Linked DNA regions of Homo sapiens: regions 2 and 3 are each linked to region 1. A link is a loop called in an ENCODE intact Hi-C map of the cell type or tissue named here. Cell type or tissue: heart left ventricle. All regions are shown on one strand. Each heading gives the region's core, and the rest is flanking DNA. Links, peaks and the distances in the headings are about the cores only. Region 1 overlaps FARP1 (FERM, ARH/RhoGEF and pleckstrin domain protein 1). Region 2 overlaps STK24 (serine/threonine kinase 24). Region 3 has its middle 5.6 kb from the start of STK24-AS1.

Region 1 (6,644 bases), core at 176-5,175:
TTGTGTCGGTGGCAGGCAGCCCTCATGTGCCAGACGCCAAATGCTCGCTGACTCGCAGATGAGCCATCCCCAGGGCCTCCTCCCTGCATGACAGGACAAAGCAGCTCCATCTCCTCCTGACTCAACAGCCTCCTCTCCCCAGTCCCGTGCCCAGCCTCTCCCAGTTCCCACTCCCGTCTGACTCGTGTAGGCACACTTGAGGAAGGGGCGTATCTGGGGACCGTGTGGCCTCACTGGCCTCTGCTAAAAGTTGTGGGCAAGCCGGCAGGCCTGGGGGCTCCCACTAGAGGTGGGGTCAGATGTTGGGATGGCCAGAGGGCTGCCCAGCCTGTGGGCACTAGAGCCAGTGAAGGGCCAGAGGCAAAGCAATGCAAGTTGTCTTTTAAGGCTGGAGTGGCGAGACGGGACAGCAGGGAAGTTGTTCAGCAGACAGAGCGCAGACAGGACTGGGAGGAGGGAAGGGACGGGGTGCAGACAGGACCGGAAGGAGGGAAGGGACAGTGAGGCCAGGGAGTGGCGGGCACGGGGGTTATATTTGTTCCCCGTGGCGTCACTCGGCACCAACCTCAGACTGGGTGAGGCCACAGAAACATCTCCCACAGTGCGGGAAGCCGGAAGTCCAAAATCAAGCTGCTGGCAGGTGGGTTCCTTTGGGAGGCCTTGAGGGAAAATGTCCCCACCTGACAGCATCTGGTGGCTGCGGCAGTCTTCTTCTCGGGGGGTCCCCGACTCCACCCATGTTGCAGGGCTCCGGTCTGCCGTGTCACCAGCTGTCCTCCCTGTATCTGCACTCTAATATCCTCTTCTAAGGACACGGCTCGTGCTGGGCTTAGGGCTCGTCCTAGTGACCTTACCTTGACTCGATCGCATCTGCAGAGACCCTGTGTCCATGTGAGGTCACCATTGTAGGCACGGAGGGTTTGGACTTGTTGGGGGTGCAATTCAACCCACAGCAGGGTCTGAGGGAATGGGATCCAAGAAGGGAGAGGAGCGGTGGCCCCAATGAAGGGCCACGAGGAGACAGGGCAGGCTGGTCTGGTTCTGAACAAGGATGTTGACCCTCTCGTGAAGGCAGTGAATGGAGACAGGTCTGGGAGCCACCAGCATGGCCTCGGCCTCCTGAGTGCAGGGCAGGAGACTCATGGCGCGCAGGGCCCGTAACACGCTGGAGGCCAGGATGGACCCGACACAGGGGAGCGGGAGGCTCGGCCCGGCCGTGGGGAGCGAGGAAGGGCCGCTGGATGTGCCTATTGATAAAGAGGTTTCCAGAGGCTATTGGAATGGCCAGGCAGAAGCTAGAGAGCGCTAAGGAAGCTGCTTTGGAAACAAATGGGCCCAGACTGTGATGGGTGACATGTATGAACCCCACTGTGGGCTGGCTGCTGTGTGAAAATTATGTGAGTCAGTATGAAAATACCTAGGAAAGGGGAGTGTGCCACCCTCCTTGCTCCATGTTGCGTGACCCAAGATGCCGCATGGGCATCAGCCCAGCCCTGGCCACCACCAGGACCTTCTGGGAACCTGGAGCCTTGCATTTTCTTGTTCCTTTCTGCCACTGGGGGAGGAGGATGGATGGCTGGAGCTGCCTGCCTGGCCTGGAATGCCCTTTCTCCCCGTCTGCGGGGTCCCCCACATCCTGCAGCCCCTCACGGACCTACTGTCAGTGTCCATGTCTCCCACTGGACCCTCCCTGAGCAACTGGAGGGCAGGGACATCAGACCATTTGATCCCAGCTCCCAGCACAGAAGCTTAGTGCCAGGGGCACCCAGAGAGATGGAATGAGGCAGACTCGGAGGTCTGTATTTTTTATTGTGGTAAAATAGCTATACCACAATATTGGCCAACTTAACGATTTTTACGGGAACAATTCAGTGGCATTAAGTGCCTTTACAAGGTGGTGCAACTGCTTTGAGTCTCTGCTGGTGATGTCACTTTGGCAAAGGGACGAAATGAGCCACCAGTGCGTCAGGCCTGCTCAGAGTTGTTTGGAGGTAGCATGGACACAGGTGCCTGTCCCTGCCCCCTAGCTGGGCTGCAGCGCATCCTAACAATGCTCCAGGGGCTGGGCCGGCCCTGAGCCTGGAGGTGGGCAGGGCTGCAACTGCCTCCTGGGCCACTAGAGGGCATGTGGGAGCCACTCACATGCACCCCAGGCCCCACTTCCTGGGTAGGGTGCCTGGCCCCTCAAAACGAGTGCTGCTCTGAGCTTGTTGGGATGGATCTTTCCCTCCTTCAGCTTCCGCCTGCTGGCAATGCATGGGGTCCTGCGCCCCCATTTCTGCCTCGGTGTCACAGGGCACACCCCTCTCCCCTCAAGGTGGCTCTTCTCCTCAGGACACCACTCCCGTTGGATTTAGGGCCCACCCTACCCCAGTGTGATCTCGTCTTCACTAGTTACCCTGCAACGAGCCTATTTCCAAATAAGCCTGTGTTCTAAGGTACTGGTAGTCAGGACCTCAACGTGTCTTTTGGGGGGACACAGGGACCCCAAGATGCCCCACAGCAAGTGACAAGGGGAAGTGATGAGATCAGGGTCCCAGGACCTGCCAAGTCTCCCCACACACGGGGGAGCGGGGGTGGGGCCCACATCCTTCAGTCACGGACATGCCCCAGCCCAGGGCCCTGGTGCAGGGAGAGCTGCTCTCTGTGCCCTCCTGGGGCAGGTGCCCGCTGTGCTTCTCACAGGCCTCCTTGCCTTTCAGAATCAGTTGTCTGGAAACCTGCTGAGGAAATTCAAAAACAGCAACGGGTGGCAGAAGCTGTGGGTGGTGTTCACAAACTTCTGCCTGTTCTTCTACAAATCACACCAGGTAAGTGTCTCGCACAGGGCAGGTGGCCCTGGGACCTTGGGGGTGGCAGCATGAGGTGAGGGGGCCGCCCTCCTCTGGAATGACTCAGGCCTCTTGGGCTCCAGGTGTCACGGGGATGACAGGGATGCTGGCGGGGGGCCCTGTCCACCCGAGGCCCTCAACTCTAGGGAAGACTGACATTATCATCCACTGAAGGACAACTTCTGCCCTAGGAAGGGCCACCTGTCTTCTGCCTGGACAAGGGACGGGGGTTGGCTTTATCTACAGCTCAGTCCTGGCGGGACTTGCCACCCGGGCCATCACGTACAGGCAAACACTGGCTGCCATGGTCCCTTCCAGGCCCACGCCCGAGGAGGGAGCTGCCTGGGCTCCCAAGTCCCTGTCTGATGCGGGGCAGCAGCCAGGCCCAGCAGCAGAAGCTGACCCCGAAAAGCCACTTTGCTTTGTTTCCCCTTTCCAGGACAATCATCCCCTTGCCAGCCTGCCTCTGCTCGGCTACTCGCTCACCATCCCCTCTGAGTCCGAGAACATCCAGAAAGACTACGTGTTCAAGCTGCACTTCAAGTCCCACGTCTACTACTTCAGGGCGGAAAGCGAGTACACGTTCGAAAGGTAGACACCCCCTTCCCACGCACAGGGCCCTGCAGAAGAGGACCCCCTCTTCCAAACATCAGGATTTCTCCCAAGTCAGCGAGTGAGATGGCCCCACCCTTCCCTGCCAACTAAGCGTTTAGACCTGGGGTCCCACTGCCCGACACCAGCAGGCGATTCTGTTCTCATGGCAGAAAGTGGGGTCCCAACTTCCCTGCGCCCTTACCCTGCACGGTGTTGGCTGAGGCCCTAGACATCTTGCTTGGAGATCTCTGACATAACGTGTCCGGGATGATGAAGCTAAGCCCCAGTGAGACTGCCTACATGGTGTAATGGCAGGGACTGCAGACTTCATTTAGCCAAGAAAGAAATGCAACAGTCAGGCCTAAGACTGTTCCTGCAATTCATATTTTGAATAGAGATCCTGGGCCTCTGCAAATTGCATCCCCAAGCCGACTACTTGTGCAGTTTGCCCTGCTGAGCCCTCCTCGCCCCGGGAGGCAGAAGGGGAGGGGTCCTCAGCAATATGCTGAGCACCTCCTAAACAACATCACCTGAAAAAGGAACCTAGAGGAGAGCCATTCTCAAATCTGATCCTGGACTGAGCTCGAGAGCTGGGTTGAGAGCTGGGTTGATCAAAGTTGGGATTTTGCTATTATTGTGACAAAGGGTCCAGCCTTGCAGTCCAGATCCTGAAAGGCCTGGGACAAGGCCAGGTAATTTGGGGAGTCCGTCCTGCATTGTGCAGGATGTTCAGCGGCATCCCTGGCCACCCACTAGATGCCCGCAGCAACCCCTCAGTTGGGACATCTAAAAATGTCTCCAGACTTTACCAAATGGGACAGCATTGCACCCATTTGAGAAGCACCGGTAGAGAGCAAATACACAAATATATAAAAAGGGAGATTTGGGCGTGGTGGTGCAAGCCTGTAGTCCCATCTCCTGGGAGGCCAAGGCTGGAGGATCGATTGAGCCCAGGAGGTAGCTACAGTGGGCGATAACTGCACCACTGAACTCCAGTATGAGTGACAGAGCCAGACCCTGTCTCAAAAAAAAAAGAAAAAGAAAAAAGGAAGGGAGAGCTTCCACTAAGCAGGATGGGACACGTCCCGCCATTCTCTGCCATGTCCATGAAAATAGGAGGTAGCGTTCTCCCCAGCAACCAGAGGCCACCTCGCTCCTAACTGCTCCAATGGAGCGGGCAGTGTCACTGCAGCAAGGTACTTCCAGCTCCACACTGAGTGAGTGCCCAGGCCAGTGGGTCTCCACTGTACCTCAGGAACGCCTGGGTGCTGGCTGTTCCCTTGCTCTTCTGCTGAAGTGGCAGATTACCAACCAGGCGGCCTGACTTCACCTTGTGTTTCTGTAAGCGATGCCCACCAAAGTGTCAGGAGTCCGTCCAAACAAAAGGTTGACTAACTGGCGTTCCCGTGTTGCAGGTGGATGGAAGTGATCCGCAGTGCCACCAGCTCTGCCTCGCGACCCCACGTGTTGAGTCACAAAGAGTCTCTTGTGTATTGATGGCCGGACACACTCGTTTCCGCAGTGGCTGCTTTCCTGGAAGACGTTTCCTTTCTTCTGTATTAATGAAGCCTGGTAAAATTAACACCTGTCTGAAAATCAAAAACATGGCTTCCCAGCAGCTCTCCTGTCTCCACAGCCGCGTTTTTTAACCCCGACCTCTCAGCGTCTGAATGAACAGCGCTCCCACCTCCAGTCCTGGCATCCGCTGGGGGCGCTGTTCTTTAGCTAGTGCCAGTATTAAAACATTGTCATTACGAGAGTGCCAAATGACATCTTCCCTCCACCCTGCCCCTGAAAAACAGTACACACACATCCGTTCAACACAAGACAGGGCAAGTGTTTTTCTTCCTAAAAAAAGTTCTTTCTTTTATTATTTTCACCTATTGGCTGCTGCATTTTACGAAGTGGACTTCCCGGTGTTTGTTTGTTTGTTTGCAATACACTCAGTGCAGCCTTAAGCAAATGAGATCATTTTCAGATTTCATTTTTTTTTTCAGTCTTTCTACTTTTGTAATAATAGGAAGTTAGTAGGACTCACTTCTCTGATTAATAAGCAATTTGCAGCACACAGCGTTCCACTGCGGGGTTTCACGCTCACCTGAAAACACCTGTTCCCAACCTACTTCTTGGTGCAAGTTGACCAAATCGTTTTAAGTGGTAACTCTTTCCAACCGTAGCAGGGTTGTTTTCTGTTAAGCAAAGCCGAGATCCAGTGCAATACCTGGACTGTCACCGTCCTGTGAGTGGTGTACACAATGGGAAGATAATAAGCCGTGGTGTTTTGCTGTCTGTCTGTGTCACAAGCATGAAAACCCGTGTGTCATTGATCAGCACCATTTGTGGTATGTTCCGTGATGAGCGTTTAGTGAGCCTGCTGGCTGCAGAGCACTATGAAATCATGGTACGTAGTCCCCGGCACCTGTCGTTATTCCTATATCCTCCTGCAACTGTGGTTTGAAACTGCGCATTCTCTAGTAGTATATATCGTGCCTGTCTTCAAAAACATTTCCCTTTTTATACTCATTCCCCCCAGGCATGGGGTAGTGTCAGTCGGACTGCACAGGGAACACGGTTTCCAGTGGCTTTGGCCCCTACTCGGGAAACGTCTGCCTGTTCTCGATGGTGATGGGGTGGCTGCCATTCCCTTGGTTTTCCTAAGCCCTTTCTAACGAGAGTCTCAAACAAGCGGAGGCGAGGGCCAATTCAACCCCATTCTTTCCAGCGCCCCGCACCATAGCACCTGCCCACCTGAGAACCAGGAACGCACCCTCTCTGTGGAGCTCTGACTGGTGTAGCTGGAAACAAACAGCAACTTGCAAACGGACGAAGAGCCTGCCGTGTGTTAATCATTTGCCTTACAAGATGTACCAGACGGTTTCCAGTACTAACAAAGGGAATAAAAATACCTCACGCCACAATCCAGCATATTGATGTTTTAAGGCAAAACAACCAACTTTGTCTGTAGTCTTCATTTTCTGTGTGGGGGGGGAGGGGGGAAGGGGACACTCCAGCAAGGGTTTCTAAAGCCCCAGTGTTCAGAGTGACACAGGGAGGGCCTGCCCCCCACTGTTCCCTATGCTCCCCCCACCTCCAGGCAGGGGCAGAGCAAACAAACAGCTCCGGGCCACACAGCAGCATCAGGCTCCCTCCAGAAGTCACCACTCACTCATTCCTGGAGACTTGGGGACAAGGCAGTCTCCTCAGCTATTTATTTCTGAA
Region 2 (7,818 bases), core at 1,586-6,585, 120 kb after region 1:
CACGTGCCTGTAATCCCAGCTGCTCCAGAGGCTGAGGCATGGGAATCGCTTGAACCCGGGAGGTGGAGGTTGCAGTGAGCCGAGATCCCACCATTGCACTCCAGCCTGGGTCAACAGAGTGAGACTCCGTCTCAAAAAAAAAAAAAAAAAAAAAAAAAGATGTGACACGCCTTGTATTAAAGGAGGCACAGAAGTCAGTTAAGACAGTAAAACAATCATCATGAAAACCATATGGAAATGTGGGATGATATTTATGACACAATGCTGAATGAGGAACAATATCAACGTGTACCTACATTATGACTGCAATTACTTAAGGAAATGTGTGTACGCAGACAACTGGCAAATAAAATAGGAAGAACTACATACTCAAGTACTGGGATTCTAGATGCTTTTGCTTTAAAAATACTTTAACGGAGATGGAGTGAAGATATTTTTCTGGGTGAAGGTTCCCATTTCTGTACAATCCTCAACCCCCCACTTCACATGATTCTTTTATAGACCATGTACGCATAACGGGGCCAGGGTAGGAAACGGGACTCGCACACCACAGCCGATAAGCAACTGGCTGTTCTGCTGGTTTCCAAAGGCCCTTACTATCACAAGTCCTCCAGCAGAAAGGAACGGAATTACTACTACTCTGACATAAAATGACAAACTCAAGAAGAATTATTTTCGGGGAATTTCAAAAACACTCTCATTTGATTGCTATAGCTAATATTAAGAAATCATCTATGCAACAGGCCATGTAAAAAGTACTGAGGTGTTTATCACTTTAAAAGGGTTCCAGGCTGGGTGCAGTGGCTCACGCCTGTAGTCCCAGCACTTTGGGAGGCCAAGGTGGGCAGATCACGAGGTCAAGAGATCCAGACCATCCTGGCTAGCGCGGTGAAACCCCGTCTCTACTAAAAATACAAAAAAATTAGCCGGACGTGGTGGCGGGCGCCTGCAGTCCCAGCTACTCGGGAGGCTGAGGCAGGAGAACCACATGAACCCAGGAGGCAGAAGTTGCAGTGAGCCAAGATCACACCACTACACTCCAGTCTGGGCAACAGAGTGAGACTCCCTCTCTTAAAAAAAAAAAAAAAAAAAGGTAAAAAAAATTAAAAATAGAAAATAACATATTTTATATGAACGTACCTGCATGCACAGAAACGTCTGTATATTTGGGGGTTGGGAAGCTTCTCAAGCCTTCTCAGGCCTCCCAAGAAACGATTTGCTCCACAACATACACAGTAATGCATCCCAGAGGAAGGAACCAGGGATGCCACTTGGAGAACTAGTTTTCAACTGAAGTTGTTTAAACTATGTGATCACTTTATGCCTCCAGGGAAATGAAATCCCATCCCACAACATCCAAGGCTAGCACCGATGGCCCCAGGTCAATTTTGGGAGTGTGTACCCAGAATACCGATGCTATTAGATGGCACACTTCAATCGCATCCTCTGCCTTTATTCTTCAGAGATAAACACAGGCAGTTGGGGGACCGAGGCCAGGAAATGCAAGTAGTTTCACTTCACAGAAGCTCGTCTTTTCTTGCAGAAGACAAAGCAGGGGAAGGCATTCTGAATGACACAAGTTGTTTTAGAAAGACTTCAGATTCTTCGATAACAAAGGGAAAAAAGAGCGCAAATCTCTGTAACTCCTCTTCCTGATGTGGTCAATCCCCTAAGTCTGTATAATGTGCTGTTTACCCTTGTATTTTAAAATGCCGTATAAAACACATTTCCAGGCTGGGCGTGGTGGCTCACGCCTGTAATCCCAACATTTTGGGAGGCTGAGGTGGGCGGATCACGAGGTCAGGAGATCGAGACCATCCTGGCTAACATGGTGAAACCCCATCTCTACTAAAAATAAAAAAAAAATTAGCCGGGCGTGGTGGCGGGTGCCTATAGTCCCAGCTACTCGGGAGGCTGAGGCAGGAGAATGGCATGAACCTGGGAGGCGGAGCTTGTAGTGAGCTGAGATCGCGCCACTGCACTCCAGCCTGGGTGAAGGAGCGAGACTCCGTCTCAAAAAAAAAAAAAAAAGTTTCCAATTCCTCATGTAATGAATTGTAACAAGCCTCAGAAAAACTACAATGCACTTAAAACCAAAAGCAAAGCCAACAACCCCAAAACCCTCAAATAAGAAAGCCTGGTAAAATCAAAGTGTAACTAAATCCAGTACACCCTAATAACAGACGACATTATTAAAATAAATGGGGGGGAGAGATAACAGAGAAATAGAGATCACTTCTGAATCAAAAGTCAAATCAACTATACATAAAAGCCAACATCCCAAACATTGAAAACTCTACTGATATGAAATACTTTTTCCCATTCTGAAATATATGTATAGTATTACATTTAGTTAAGTGTTAAATACAACAGCTACCGAGAAAAGAAAATCAATTCTAACCAAAGACGGTCATTTCATCAGTGGGAAAAACACCGGCGGGTATGCCCTTCTCTCCCCTGCGGCATCCCAGCACCTGGAGCTAAGAGGAGCTGGACAGATGATACAGAGCTTGCTCGGGGGCTTCCCCTTACGAGGGCTCCCTAGGCAGAGGAAGGCAAGCGGTACTGAGTCTGAGAATCCTGCAGTGGCTGAGCATGGGGAGGGGTAGGTTCAAAGGCCCAGGAACAGGCACTGAGCTTTGGAGGAGCACAGGGAGCTGAGCCCACCCAGGGCAGAGGAGCTGAAGAGCAGAGAGGAGGAAGCTGGGTACTAAAAAAGGCCCTGAGTTTTAGGCTGGCGTCTACATCTGATCAGGAAGTCAGGAGCAGCAGGCAATACCACAGTTAAGAAAAGTTATCCTGACAAATTTGAGAATTATCAGGTTCAGAGCATTTGTTCTAGTTCGGGGTTTTCCAAAAAGACTACTGCACCCTAGATCTTGAGAGATGCACTCCTTATGAAATAAGGTTCCAAGTGGCACGCAGTAGCATAAGCCTGTAATCTCAGCTACTTAAGAGGCAGAAGCAGGAGGACTGCTTGAGGCCAAGAGTTCAAGTCCAGCCTTGGCAACATAGCGAGATTCCCATTTCTAAAAATAAAAATAAGGTTCCAAGGTCAAAAAGACATGGAACACACATCCTCTGCCCCCAACAGGTTTATAAATACATGCTAAAATCGCAAAGGCTCTAATGAGTCTTATAATTACAGGCCTATTCAATTCCCAAAGTTAGGTCAGCGGTTCCAAAGTCAGTCTTTGGAAATACAAGCCATAGGCTGCAAGCACTGATTGTAGCTTGCTCTGCTTTTCAAATGGGCAAGGCTACTGTGTGCTTCACTAGAGTGGGGAGCAATGAGGATTCAGGATTCTTTTTTGATTCTCCAGCGCAGTGGTTCTCAAAGTGTCATCCTCGAGGCGGCAATACACCAGGACACTTGCTCAGAACACAAACTCCCTCCGAGACGCCCAGAATCAGAAACTCCAGGGCAGCAGGGCAGAGCCTGTAGTCTGCATTTTACCAACCCCTCCAGGTGACACTGAGTGGCCTTATATTCTATTAGAGGGCTGGGCGCGGTGGCTCACACCTGTAACCCCAGCACTCTGGAAGGCGAAGGCGAGAGGATCACTTGAGGTCAGGAGCTTGAGACCAGCCTGGCCAACAGGGCAAACAAAACCTTGTCTCTACTAAAAATACAAAAATTAGCCTGGTGTGGTCGCGGGTGCCTGTAATCCCAGCTACTTGGGAGGCTGAGGCAGGAGAATTGCTTGAACCCGGGAGGCAGAGGTTGCAGTGAGCCGAGATCGTGCCATTGCACTCCAGTCTGGGCACGAGAATGAGACTCCATCTCAAAAAAAAAAAAAAAAAATTATATTCGATTAGAGGGTACTTTTTCAGTTATTTCTTCACCATCCAAAACAACACAGTCTGGGCAACACCTGAAAGGCAATGAACAGGAGCCAGTCAGCAGCTCCATGCCCACCCTAAGGAGGTGGGGCTCAGAGCTCACTACAGAGAATGGAGATAAAGGAACAAGGAAAACATCTGAAAGTCCAAGTCACCGCCCCCCACACCCACAATCCTAAATTCCAGGAAGCCAGTTAAAAATAATCCAGGAACAAGTTTCCCGATCAGGAGGAGTGCACAGACAGCGCAGTGCCAGCCCGGTGGGCTGAAGGCCCAGGGCTCCCTCTGCTCCAGCACCAGGCGGTAGGCATGGGGGTGGCAGCCAAGGTCAGCTACCTCCTCTCACGCAGACAACCGCCACCAAGAAGGCCCAGCCCCTCCGGCACAGGACCACAAGGACCCACACCGCCAGCTGCCCACCTTGCTGTGCCAGGCACGCTGCCAGCCAGAAGCACGCCAGGCTATGGGGGAAGGACCTGCCCTCAATGAAATGGAGATTTTTCTTTTCCTCAAAAAAAATGAATAACAATGAAACATGAACACACTCTTCTTTAAAGGTTAAAAACAAGGAAATAAAAACGCCCAAAACACCCTCTGTTCACAGCCCTGAACTCAGCTGTTTCATGGAGGCTGGAGGGACAATGTGACGGTCAGGAGGGCAGAGCTGTGTTGGGGATGTGGTGCAGGGAATCTGACACGCCAGGGAGCAGGCAGTCGGGAGGAAGGAAAAGAACACACATGCTGGCCTCCCAGTCAGGGCTTCCGCCCCAGTGATGCTGTTTTCTAGCCGAGGCCTTGGGCAGGTTTCATAAGCCTCGGTTTTCTCATCTGTAAAATTAGTCTGACAGCCATTCCCTCAGCAGAGACCCTGAGGGTTCACCAAGAGGCCTGGCCCTCACTGAAGAAAACTCAATCAAAGCAGTCCCCTTCCGACAAGGCTTCCCATGAAGGGCAACAAATTCCAAAGATGTTTATTTTCTAGACTGACATAAATCCAGCCATGCCACAGGCTCAGTCCTTCCACCTACCCACAGCAAGCAACAGGGAAGCAGGTGGGAGAAGAAAGCTCTGCTGCAGAACTGCTGAAGAAGTGAGGCTTTGTGCTACCAGCTTTTTCTGTGTGAATTACCTCTCAAGAAATATTTGGTACCAGGAAACTGCATCCATCACACATACCACAGGAACGCTCCTCAAGCAATACCTTTCTTCATCTGGAGTTCAAGTGGCAGTTTAATAACTTTGAAGTCACCACATTGAACACGCTTCCAAAGTTCGACGAAACTATACCTAAAATAACTGCGGGCTAAGGCTCAGTCCCAAGTTCCAGACTGTTTTTCATTTCTACTCAATGGTTCGTTGCTGTAAAATTCTACCCAAGAAAGTACTCTGTCCTTAAGCAAGAAATCACTTGAAGGCCATACCCCAAAGAAGAGCTTTCGCTGTTTAGATACGCACCCTTCAAGTCCTCCATCCATTAACATGCTATGGATTTATGGCCAGCGCTGTGCAGTGCCCCCAGCGCGCAGACACCACTGACTCTGCAACATGCAATCTGCTAACACATGGCCACTGGGACAGCCACATAACACCCAGGCCCTCTGACGGGCTATTCGGCATCTGTGGCACACGTGTGCCCCAGTCCTGCACCGACCACCACGGAACATACGACCAGACTGATGCCACCTCCGCCCTGCCAAGAAGCACATACTCAATTCTGGACCAGGGGGTTGGAACCCCAAAGCATCATAAACTTAAGCAAGCGTTTCTCCAGAGAGATCCTATGAGGCTCCCGGACATCGTTCTGTGTCCACAGGATCTTGGGACCAAAAAAATGAGAGAAGCAAGAAGAGCAGGTTCTCAGTTCAAGTTGGGGAGGTGGAGGCCACCGACCAGTAGAGAGATGGAAAAATAAGCAGACATGTATACTGCTGTTTATTTACAGGGAGAAAATAAGAGGCACAATCTCATGATGAAGAGAACGGAGGCTCCGAGTTCTTGCCCGCCGCCCTGGCCCAGCAGTCAGTCCTAGCTCTTGGAATTTCCTCACCTGCCTGGCCCTGTCTTTATTCACCTATAAACTGAAGAATAGCAACTTGGAGGTAGAGGGGTCACACAGACAGCAGCATCTAATTGGGTCAATCCTGAAATCCCACTAAAATCATAAATCTAAAAACCACCACATACCTGAAACAGAGAGAAGACAACTGCAATGAAATCTCAGAAGCTGGAAAGTAGGTAGTGGTTTAAAAAAAAAAAGGGGGGGGGTGGGGAGTAGAGGAAGACAACGCTAAACCGGAGGTGCAGAAAACAGAGAACTTTTTTTTTTTTTGGAGGCACAGTCTCGCTCTGTCGCCCAGGCTGGAGTGCAATGGCGCGATCTCGGCTCCCTGCAACTTCCGTCTCCTGGGTTCAAGCAATTCTGCCTCAGCCTGCCAAGTAGCTGGGATTACAGGCGTGTATCATCACGCCTGGCTAATTTTTGTGTTTTTGGTAGAGAAGGGGTTTCACCATGTTGGTCAGGCTGGTCTCGAAATCCTGACCTCAAATGATCCACCCGCTTCGGCCTCCCAAAGTGCTGAGATTACAGGCATGAGCCATCGCGCCGGGCCAGCAGAGAACTAACTTAACTCACAGTGCTGGACCCCCGGCTCTCAGGAACTGACGGCACCAGTCCCTCTGCCGGGGGAATGAGTGAACCAGGCAGAGCCTCAAAGTCAGCCACAGAAGTGGGTAGACAGCCAGACAGCTTGCCCCACATCTCACAGCCAGGCTCCCAAAGTCAAGGAAATGATGAAAATATATTATCTGCAAAGGAAGGAAAAATTGAGGATATATGGACCAGGCTGCAGCAGACACAGCCGGAAGCAGAGGCAGCATACTTAAAAATGGGGAATGAAGGCCGGGGATGGTGGCTCACACCTGTAATCCCACCACTTTGGGAGGCCGAGGCATGTGGATCACCTGAGGTCAGGAGTTCGAGACCTGCCTGCTCCACATGGTGAAACCTCATCTCTACTAAAAAATACAAAAATTAGCCAGGCATGGTGGTGGGCGCCTGTAATCCCAGCTACTCGGGAGGCTGAGGCAGGAGAATCACTGGAACCTGGGGGGGCAGATGTTGCAGTGAATGAAGATCACGCCATTGCACTCCAGCCTGGGTGACAGAGCGAGACTCCATCTCGAAAAACAAAAAAGATAAAAGAATATTTGAGGGCCGATGCAGAAGGTTCACCATCCAAGTAATAAAGTTTCAGAAAGAAAGAACACAGAAAATGGAAGGGGGGAGGGGAATCAAAGAAAAAAGTCAATGAAAAGATCTGAGTCGCTTCACAGAAAAGGCCTAACCAAGTATCTGTCACGAGAAACGAAAACAGCCCCACTCCAAGCCACATCATTGTGAAACTTCAGAACTCAAGGAAAAAGTTCAGATCCCATTAGGTCCAGGAAGAACAGCACAGCCTGCACACACAGAAGCCGGTGCTGGCAGGGCCTCCATCTTCAACAGCAACACTGGAAGCTAAAACACAGTGGAGAAACACCTTTAAAATTCTGGAGGAAATGAATGTCCACCCTGCAATTTTACACCATGCTAAAATATCAACTGAGGGAGAAGAAAAAAAATTTTTGAAAAGCCTGTCTCCCACGCTGCCTATTCACAGAAAATGGCGCACTATATGCCCAACCAACATCATGGCATAAACCAAGAAAGAAAATGACAGCAGAGACAAAAAAAAAAAAACAAAAAAAAACAAAACAGATATTCAACACAAGAGAGCAGCAGAAGGAACCCAGAGGATGAGAGCAAAGGAAGACCAGAGGATGGGGGTGGCACAAGAAGCATAGAAGATACGCAGGTGACGAAAGGCACAGGTGCCACCCGAACTTCCTAAGACAAGGTTGCAACAACTACAGAGTGCTGGGATGAATGAGAAGCATTACCAAAAGAAAAGAAATCTGATCAGTAACTATGGTTGA
Region 3 (7,818 bases), core at 1,467-6,466, 140 kb after region 1:
TGTCACGTGAGCATCATAGAGTGTACTTCCAGAAACCTAGATGGCATAGCCTACTACACACCTAGGCTATATGGTATGACGTATTGCACCTGGACCACAAACCTGAACAGCATGTGACTGAACTCAATACTGGAGGCAACTATAACACAATGGTAAATATTTGTGGATCTAAACATGTCTAAGCATAGAAAAGGGACAGTAAAAATATTCTTCTAGGGTCAGCAGAGCCAGGGCAATAACCTGGCACCAAGATAAAGAGCAAGAAACTAGATGAATGGATGGAAATGTCTGGATGCTGATCTGAGACATTACCATGGTAAATGCTCAGAAATCACTTTGCAGTGGGCTAATTGCCAGCAAATAAGTCACAGCAGATGGGGGACAAAGGCCCATAGTACCCTGGGTATAAAAAAATAACCGGAATCCTAGTTTGTGTCCTGAGGCTAGTGAGGCTCAAAACAGGGAGATTCCGGCAGGATGTAACTTCTCTGGACACAGTGACTTGCATCCATTAGCTGGTCTGTTGCCCCGAACCCTGTTTATCTTCTCTCCACACTGACCATTGTTTCATCCTTTGACAATGTTCATACTGTTGAGCACCATTCTTATCGAAAGAAGGGAAGGAAGCAACATGGGAGTTACTGGTTCTCCTTGGCCCTATGCAGGTAGTACCGAGTATTCCCCATGGCAGAAGTAGGTCTCCACCTTATTTGTTTTTGCACAACAGAGATGATGCACAGGGCCTGAGCCCGGGATCAGATCCGGTGCAATTGCCTATTATGTTCATTCATTCACACCTTTTTTGAATACCAACTATTAATACATGTCAGATACCCAGTTCAGTACTGGGCATATAAACATTAGATCCTCAGGTGCCTCTTAACCCATCCTAGGGACCTGGTCTCCCAGAATCCTAACTTTGGATGAATACAATACCATAATTGATTAAACTTAGAGTGGCAATAGCTATCATTTCCACCAAGGAAAGAAAAGGATCATCCTCTCACCCTCTTCCTCTTGTCACTTTCCCTCCACCCCCAATGTATGATTACAACAGGTTATACACTACCGTAAGTCCAGAAGGAGATTATGAGAGTCTCCATAGAGATGATGCATTTTATGGTCTCCATGGAGATACTAACCCATTGAGTTATTTACTTTATCCATTGAATTATTTTTCTTCCCTGGTCCTCTTTGTCTTTTGTGTTCACTTAAGGACATCAGTCTGGCAATGAATTATGATCTGAAATATATTCTGGACCACAAAGAATATTTCCATACCCCTATATGGAGCCCCTCCAAATATAAAGCCCCTATGTATTTGCTGCCCCTAAGCTAGTTTGTACGCACTCTCAGCAGAGCTCAGAGAGGAACAGAAAACAAGAATTCCACAATCAATCCCTTCACTTTTCTTTCTAAGTTGAAAAGATAAACACCCCCAAATGCTGCTTTATAAAGAACAGCTAGACAAGTAGAGCATTAGCAATTTAAATTCAGAGATTAAAGAAAGGGACTTACATGGTGAACTTTAAAGGGAGAAATAGGAGTAGCTTGGATAAGTAACTAACAGAAGGCTTAGACAAATTTCTACACATGTTCAGTAGGTGAAGACAAATTATCAAGATCAGTTTAAAGAAGAATGTCTAGTCATTGTTGGATGACACAATAGCAAGAAAAGGTATGCCAAAGCCCCAGAAAAATATCCCAGCTACATTGAGGAATGGTACCAATAAGGTTTCATTCTGTGCGTGGAGAGCTCAGAGGGCAGGCTCTTGCAGGGATATCACCCTAAGTAGGTTTTCAGTTGCACCCTGCCTTAGTTTGCTAGGGCTGCCGTAACAAAGAACCACCAACTGGATGGCCAAAACGACAGAAATTTATTTCCTCACCATTCTGGAGGCTGGAAGTCCAAGATGAAGGTGTCAGCAAGATTGGTTTCTTCCGAGGCCTCTCTCGGGCTTGTAGCGGCCAGCTTCTCCCTCTGTGTTCTCGTGGTCTTCACTGTGTGTTCCTGTGTCCTAATTTCCTGTTTTTATTATTTATTTATTTATTTATTTATTTATTTATTTATTTATTTTGAGATGGAGTCTCGCTCTGTTGCCCAGGTTGGAGTGCAGTGGTGAGATCTCGGCTCCCTGCAACCGCTGTCTCCCAGGTTCAAGCATTTTTCTTGCCTCAGCCTCCCTGGTAGCTGGGACTACAGGCGAGCGCCACCACACCCGGCTAATTTTTGTATTTTTAGTAGAGACGGGGTTTCACCATGTTGGCCAGGCTGGTCTCGAACTCCTGGCCTCAAGTGATCTGCCCACTTTGGCCTCCCAGAGTGTGTGAGGCACCACGCCTGGCCCTAATTCTTTGTTTTTAGAAAGATACCGGAGTCGTACTGGATTAAGGCTCATCCCAATTACTTCATTTTTGCTTAGTTACCTTATTAAAGTTCCTATCTCCAAATACAGCCACATTCTAAGGTACTAGGAATTAGGACTTCAGCATAGGAATTTTGGAGGGACACAAGTCAGCCCGTAACACACCTCCTTTTCTGCAAATGTGTGTCTGGTCAGCCCCCCTTTAGCTGGGTCTTCCAGGCTCAGCTTCAGGAATGAGAGCTTCCTTCTCCCTTGCCAAGGCCTGTGGACCTTTCTGCGCACTTCACATTGCACACTTCTGCTAATAAGCATTGCTTCATATTTCCTTGGGTGTAGGCCTTAAACTTTATCTTGCATAGAAACCAGAACACTAGTCTCCAATCACTGTACAACTGAGAGCAGAAACAGAGAATGCATAGGTGTTTGCTTGATAAAATATTCCTGATTAAAAGAAATCATCTGGAACACGTGACAAAAATCTGCCAGAAAAGGGTTCAGAATATTTTGCAGGCCTATCCATACTCAGTTCAGGCAAAAGATTTAAACAAGATCCATCTTTCTCCCCCACTGCCTCCTCCCCTGTGTTGGGAGGTGCAATTTACCAGGGGAGTTGGGGGTTGAGCCTCCAAGGGGGCTCTTTGTTGCACATGCTCTCTGCTGCAGTTCTGGGGGCTCACACCAGGGAACATCAGGCTGTTTAGAAGGACTCACTTGAACGAGCTCACTAGAAAAATTCTCATGTGCAATTTTGCTTGGCAAAGAACCAATGAACAGGGCTTGTCACCCTCTAAACAGTGGCCACTTGACCCTGCCAATCTGCTCATAAAGACTTCAGTATGCAAAGATTCATCAAGAGCTGTGTGTGTAGATTTCCCTTCCTCTTGAAGCTGGATTTGCTTTCAGACATACCCAGAAAGGGCATACATGAAATCATCCCCAGAAGGATGATGTCATCCAGCCTACAGTCACACAACTGCAGCACTAGTTTTTAAAAGCTCTTGGCCCTGTTTTCTGACAAGGAAGACAAATTGTAAGAAATCATTTTAATTTTCACTTCAACCAGATCCAGGGGATTATGTGCTTGAAGATCATTGTACAAGCACACAAAGGTAAAATGTGCCTATGAGTTGCAGATACTCATTCCACAATGCACAAAACTTAAGTCAGCTTAAAATCATCACAAAAATGTTGACCTATACACTACCCTATCATCAAAGCTTCACCTGCAAAAAGGGCAAGCATGTTGTCTTTTACCTTAATTTTCCTGCCATTTTTTAAATTTGGTTTCCCAAAGAAGCTACGTTGGAGATACTGTTAGTCAGAAGTCTTTGAATAACAAATGACAAATACTTAGCTCAGACCTCCATAAGCAAAAAAGGGACATTTTAGTTCAGCAACAAAAATCAACACTTGGCTAAATCAGGCTTGGATCAATCCAAGAAGATGAGTTCAATGATAAAATCAACTCTGTCTTCCTCTGCCTCTCACCTCTTCTCAGCCTCTCCTAGATGAGAACCTCTCATCTAGGTTCTCTAGGTATGGTGTCAAGAGCTGCCCCATGTGGTCCTTGTAATCCCAGAGAGAAGAGAGTGACCTTTTCTTACCCAGTGCCCATATGCCAAATGTAGTGGAGGAATTCACATCTGTGCATGTCCATTCTTGGGACCAAAGGGCAAGAAGGCACAGTAATGGGAGAGTCCAACCTGAACGGCATAATGGAACAATGGAATGTGGAAGGGGCAGTTCCCCCACGCAAAGAAGATTCCTGGCCTAATACATTCCACTTCTTGGCTGCCCAGACATGCATGCACACATACGCACGCACACACACGTTCTCTTTTTCCATATGTAGAACTTCTTGTGTGTACTCCCCTCCCCAAATAATACAGCCAGTCCATGAGTAACCATTTATACACTCACCTCTTCCCCACAGCGAGTCAACCCTACTGCCTTCTACTGAGGCCATTTGTTTCCTGGTCCAGGGGCTCTGGACAATCTGGTTTTCTCTTTTTCAAGCTGAGATATGGCTCTTCACAGGCCAGCAATCTCTAATTGGTAAATGTGATCACCCTTCATGTGTTTAATATATTATGGAGGAGGATATGTTTGAAAACTACCTTAAAAACTCTCATTTGAAAGGAAAAGAAAAGGAAGGGAGCAGGCATCCATCAGTCCGTAATGTACATGAAACCTTTCTGGAAGATAAGGTCGGGGGGCCTGGGTCAGCCCTTGGGCTGCACTTGGCTCTGCTCTTTGGGAGATGCTCCCTTTTATGTGGTCCTCCATGGCCACCTTGGAGAGAATTCTGGGACAGACTGACCAGCCCACCTCCTGTTGGTGAAGATGTGGGGTTCTGGGGAATATCCTGGAACAGAGTTCCCAATGTTCTCCTTCATAGCACCCTTAGTGCCTCAGTGACTTTTTTTATAGTATCTCTGGGCCAAAGGAAATACCTAACAGGCCAATTAGTTAAGAAAATAGAGGCTGGGTGCAGTGACTCATGCCTGTAATCCCAGCACTTTGGGAGGCCGAGGCAGGTGGATCACGTGGATTACGTGAGGTCAGGAGTTCAAGACCAGCCTGGCCAACATGGCAAAACCTCATCTCTACTAATAATACAAAAATTAGCTGGGCATGGTGGCAGGTGCCTGTAATCTCATCTACTTGGGAGACTGAAGCACGAGAATAGCTTGAACCCAGGAAGCGGAGGTTGTAGTGAGCCAAGATAGTGCCACTGCACTCCAGCCTGGATGACAGAATGAAACTGTGTCTCAAAAAAAAAATTTAAGAAAATAGGTACAAACAAATTAATATGGACTCCTGTCTTAGTAACTTAGCCATTTGAAGAAATAGTACTGTACATTTAAAAATAATAGTTTCATTGTATTCTTAAGTAATCCCAATTACTGATGGGACATGTGTTCCTGTTGGACACTGCACAACTTCCCAATCTTTGAATCACAGTGGACATTGCCACCTTCGTTTTTTGTTCCACATTGATTTTTTGTGTGTTTTTAAATCACAATAACTTCCAAAAATATAAGCAACCACTTTGCAAATAATATGACACCACTGAAAAGAATATAGCATGATCTAATGTTAACCTGAGCTACCCGTCAGTGTGGCATCTGACAGATGTTGAATCTCACTATATTTCCTAAAAAAAAAAAAAGTAAAATATTGCATATGGGCACCTCTGAATTTTCTGCAGTACCCAAGAGCACCTTGGGACAGAGTTTGAGAGCCATGGGCTTAGGGAATTAAACAGTCATCAAGTTTGGGACTGTCCTGGTGATATAACTCCCTTGAAAACTGAGAAGAAACCGCAGCCAGAAGCTTATTGAGTCCAGGCTTTTGAATCTAAACCTCATCACTGGAAGCTCAGCCCTCTGCCCCTTAGGGCCCAAGGTCTTATTCTTTCAGGGTAGTTCTCTGCCTCTGAGTGAGTTGATTGAGGTGATAGGCAGGGTTAATCTGCCCCTGTTTCCCTGGATATACCCCAGGCCTGGCAATGGGGGAAATTATTACTCAGCCAGTAATTAGTACTCAGCAGGAGGAGGGAGGAGCCTGGTGCTAGATCCAAGGATCTTGGAGGATCAGGGTCACTTGATTCTCTGACTTCTCCAGAGTCCCAGGCAGGACCAGCTACATTTGCAAAATAAAAATGTGTGCCCTTGTTCAAAGCATATTAATAGTTTAAAGACTATGAGAATAGAGCAGTAAACCAAGCATAGGGCCCTTCTAAGTGTGGGGTGATGTGTGACCATGCAGGTCACACACCCAGCCTGTAAGCCTGCTCTCAGGCTTACTTCCCAGGTGTTTACCCGCCTCTCTGACTAACTCTCACTTACTCCAACTTGGGAGCGTTCATACAGCTTTTGCATTCTGCAGGAAACATGCCTCTTCCAATTTGGGATTGTTGGTGCAGGCTGGAAAGTCCTCCTTCTGCAAGATTCCGTGGCTTTTATCCAAGACTGCATGGCCTCCTGATGTGCCAATTCGGCTGAAGCCTGTCTATTTCTTCTTGCAACTTACTGAAAGCCACAAAAGTAATCAGCACACTCAGCCTGGTTTTTTTAGACTAAGAACTTCCTAAACACTGGGCTGTGTGGCACACCATTACGGTGGCCGTCCGTGCCCCGAGTCCCAGACAGCTGGGCAGTGCCTGGTATTGAAAGCCTCCAGGCCAATTGCCTCTGGCAGGGAGCACCCTCATCTATTTAGATCAGTGGTGCCTGACACAGACTGTGTTTCTTGATGTCGATGAGGAAGCACCATTGTAAAACTTCATTCTCTGCACTTCCCAGATCCAAAGTCTATAAGTGATTTGAGTCCAAAGGCACAAGAGATACCTGACTCTGATTGGCCTGGGGTGGTGGGAGGGGATAAAATCATCCCTCCTGCATCTAGGGACAGAGGATGATTTATTCAGGAAGGAGGGGATGGTATACCCTAAAAAAAGTGACACTGAACAGATAACAGTCCCGTATCCACTGGAATGGGGGAGTTGGAGGTTTGGTCTATGAAGCCAGCTTCAAATCGAGGTTCACTGGCACCAAGGCTCATCAACTTCCCAAACTCTGAGATTTCTGCTGTCTTCCACTCAGCCTCATGCATACCATTTACCTAATCAATTTTCTTCTGGCACCTTTCACTCCTGGTCCCGGTTTCTATGTATTTATTTAATAGAGATAGGGTCTTGCTCTATCACCCAGGCTAGACTGCAATGAAACAATCATAGCACACTGTGACCTCGAACTCCTGGGCTTAAGCCATTCTCCTGCCTCGGCCTCCTGGGTGGCTGAGATTACAGGTGTTTGCCACCACACCTGGCCATGGTCCCAGTTTTTATGCTTGTCCAGACTCTTTCAGTTTCACAGAAACCCTGTGAAAACTAACTTAGGCAGAAAGAGTAATTAATGGGCTCATGTAACAGGGAATTCTAGTATTTATGAATCAGTCACAGTCAAGTTTTAAGAAGAAAATTGCAGAACATGAAGCTGGCTTCTGAATAGTCCATCTAGGGATTCAAAGAAGGGAATCAGGACTCTGTGGGTTCCTATTTTGGCTCCCTGACCTCTGCTGGCATAACTATTAGGTGGGCTCCTTCCATATGGGAGCAAGACAGTTGCTGTCAGCCTTAGGCCTTCATCATGCTAACAGGTTGAGAGCCTAGATTAAAGGGAGCTGTCTTTCATGACAGATCTGCCAAGAGTCGCAGGGAGGACTCTGAGTGGCCTGGGGTGGTGGGAGGGGACAAGATAATCTCATCTGAATCCAGAAACTGAGAATGATTTATTCAGGAAGGAGGGGGTGGTACGCCCTAAAGCCCTAAATAAAGTGATACTGAGCAGATAAGAGCTCTGTATCCACTGGAGTGGGGGAGCTGGGGGTTTGGTTTGTGCAGCTGCTTAATCTGGCAGTGAGGAAATCTTTATGAAGTTCAAGATCT

What was found. Hi-C counts contacts between places; a loop is a spot of excess contacts. Peaks named below come from ENCODE experiments on the same cell type or tissue, not always from the same donor. Only the 100,000 strongest peaks of a DNase experiment are listed, where the experiment ranks them.
Region 2: a loop joins it to region 1, with 2.2 times the contacts of the local background. A loop is called at or near these places in 51 of 110 quality-filtered maps.
Region 3: it touches region 1 in a loop (3-fold over the local background); 57 of 110 quality-filtered maps call a loop at or near these places.

What each region holds. Positions count from the first base shown.
Region 1 is chr13:98,443,396-98,450,039 of GRCh38, forward strand. It overlaps FARP1 (FERM, ARH/RhoGEF and pleckstrin domain protein 1), which reads left to right. Exons shown (of 27, transcript NM_005766.4): 25 at 2,703-2,810; 26 at 3,271-3,422; 27 at 4,841-6,644. The coding sequence ends at 4,922. STK24 (serine/threonine kinase 24) reads right to left here. Exons shown (of 11, transcript NM_001032296.4): 11 at 1,790-6,644. Among named protein-coding and RNA genes, the nearest start is that of FARP1-AS1, 11 kb to the left of the region's middle. RefSeq lists enhancers at 1,845-1,894, 2,665-2,714 and a silencer at 2,440-2,734. In heart left ventricle, for the core only: CTCF peaks have their summits at 2,111 (motif pointing right) and 5,129; DNase peaks (open chromatin) are centred at 1,146, 2,116 and 5,116; H3K27ac peaks cover 217 bases.
Region 2 is chr13:98,561,845-98,569,662 of GRCh38, forward strand. All of the region lies in intron 1 of STK24 (serine/threonine kinase 24), which reads right to left. Among named protein-coding and RNA genes, the nearest start is that of STK24, 11 kb to the right of the region's middle. RefSeq lists a silencer at 1,371-1,665 and an enhancer at 6,037-6,538. In heart left ventricle, for the core only: no CTCF peak of the experiment used is centred there; DNase peaks (open chromatin) are centred at 4,147, 4,517 and 6,447; H3K4me3 peaks cover 618 bases; H3K27ac peaks cover 2,190 bases.
Region 3 is chr13:98,578,958-98,586,775 of GRCh38, forward strand. No RefSeq gene overlaps it. Among named protein-coding and RNA genes, the nearest start is that of STK24-AS1, 5.6 kb to the left of the region's middle. In heart left ventricle, for the core only: no CTCF peak of the experiment used is centred there; no DNase peak of the experiment used is centred there.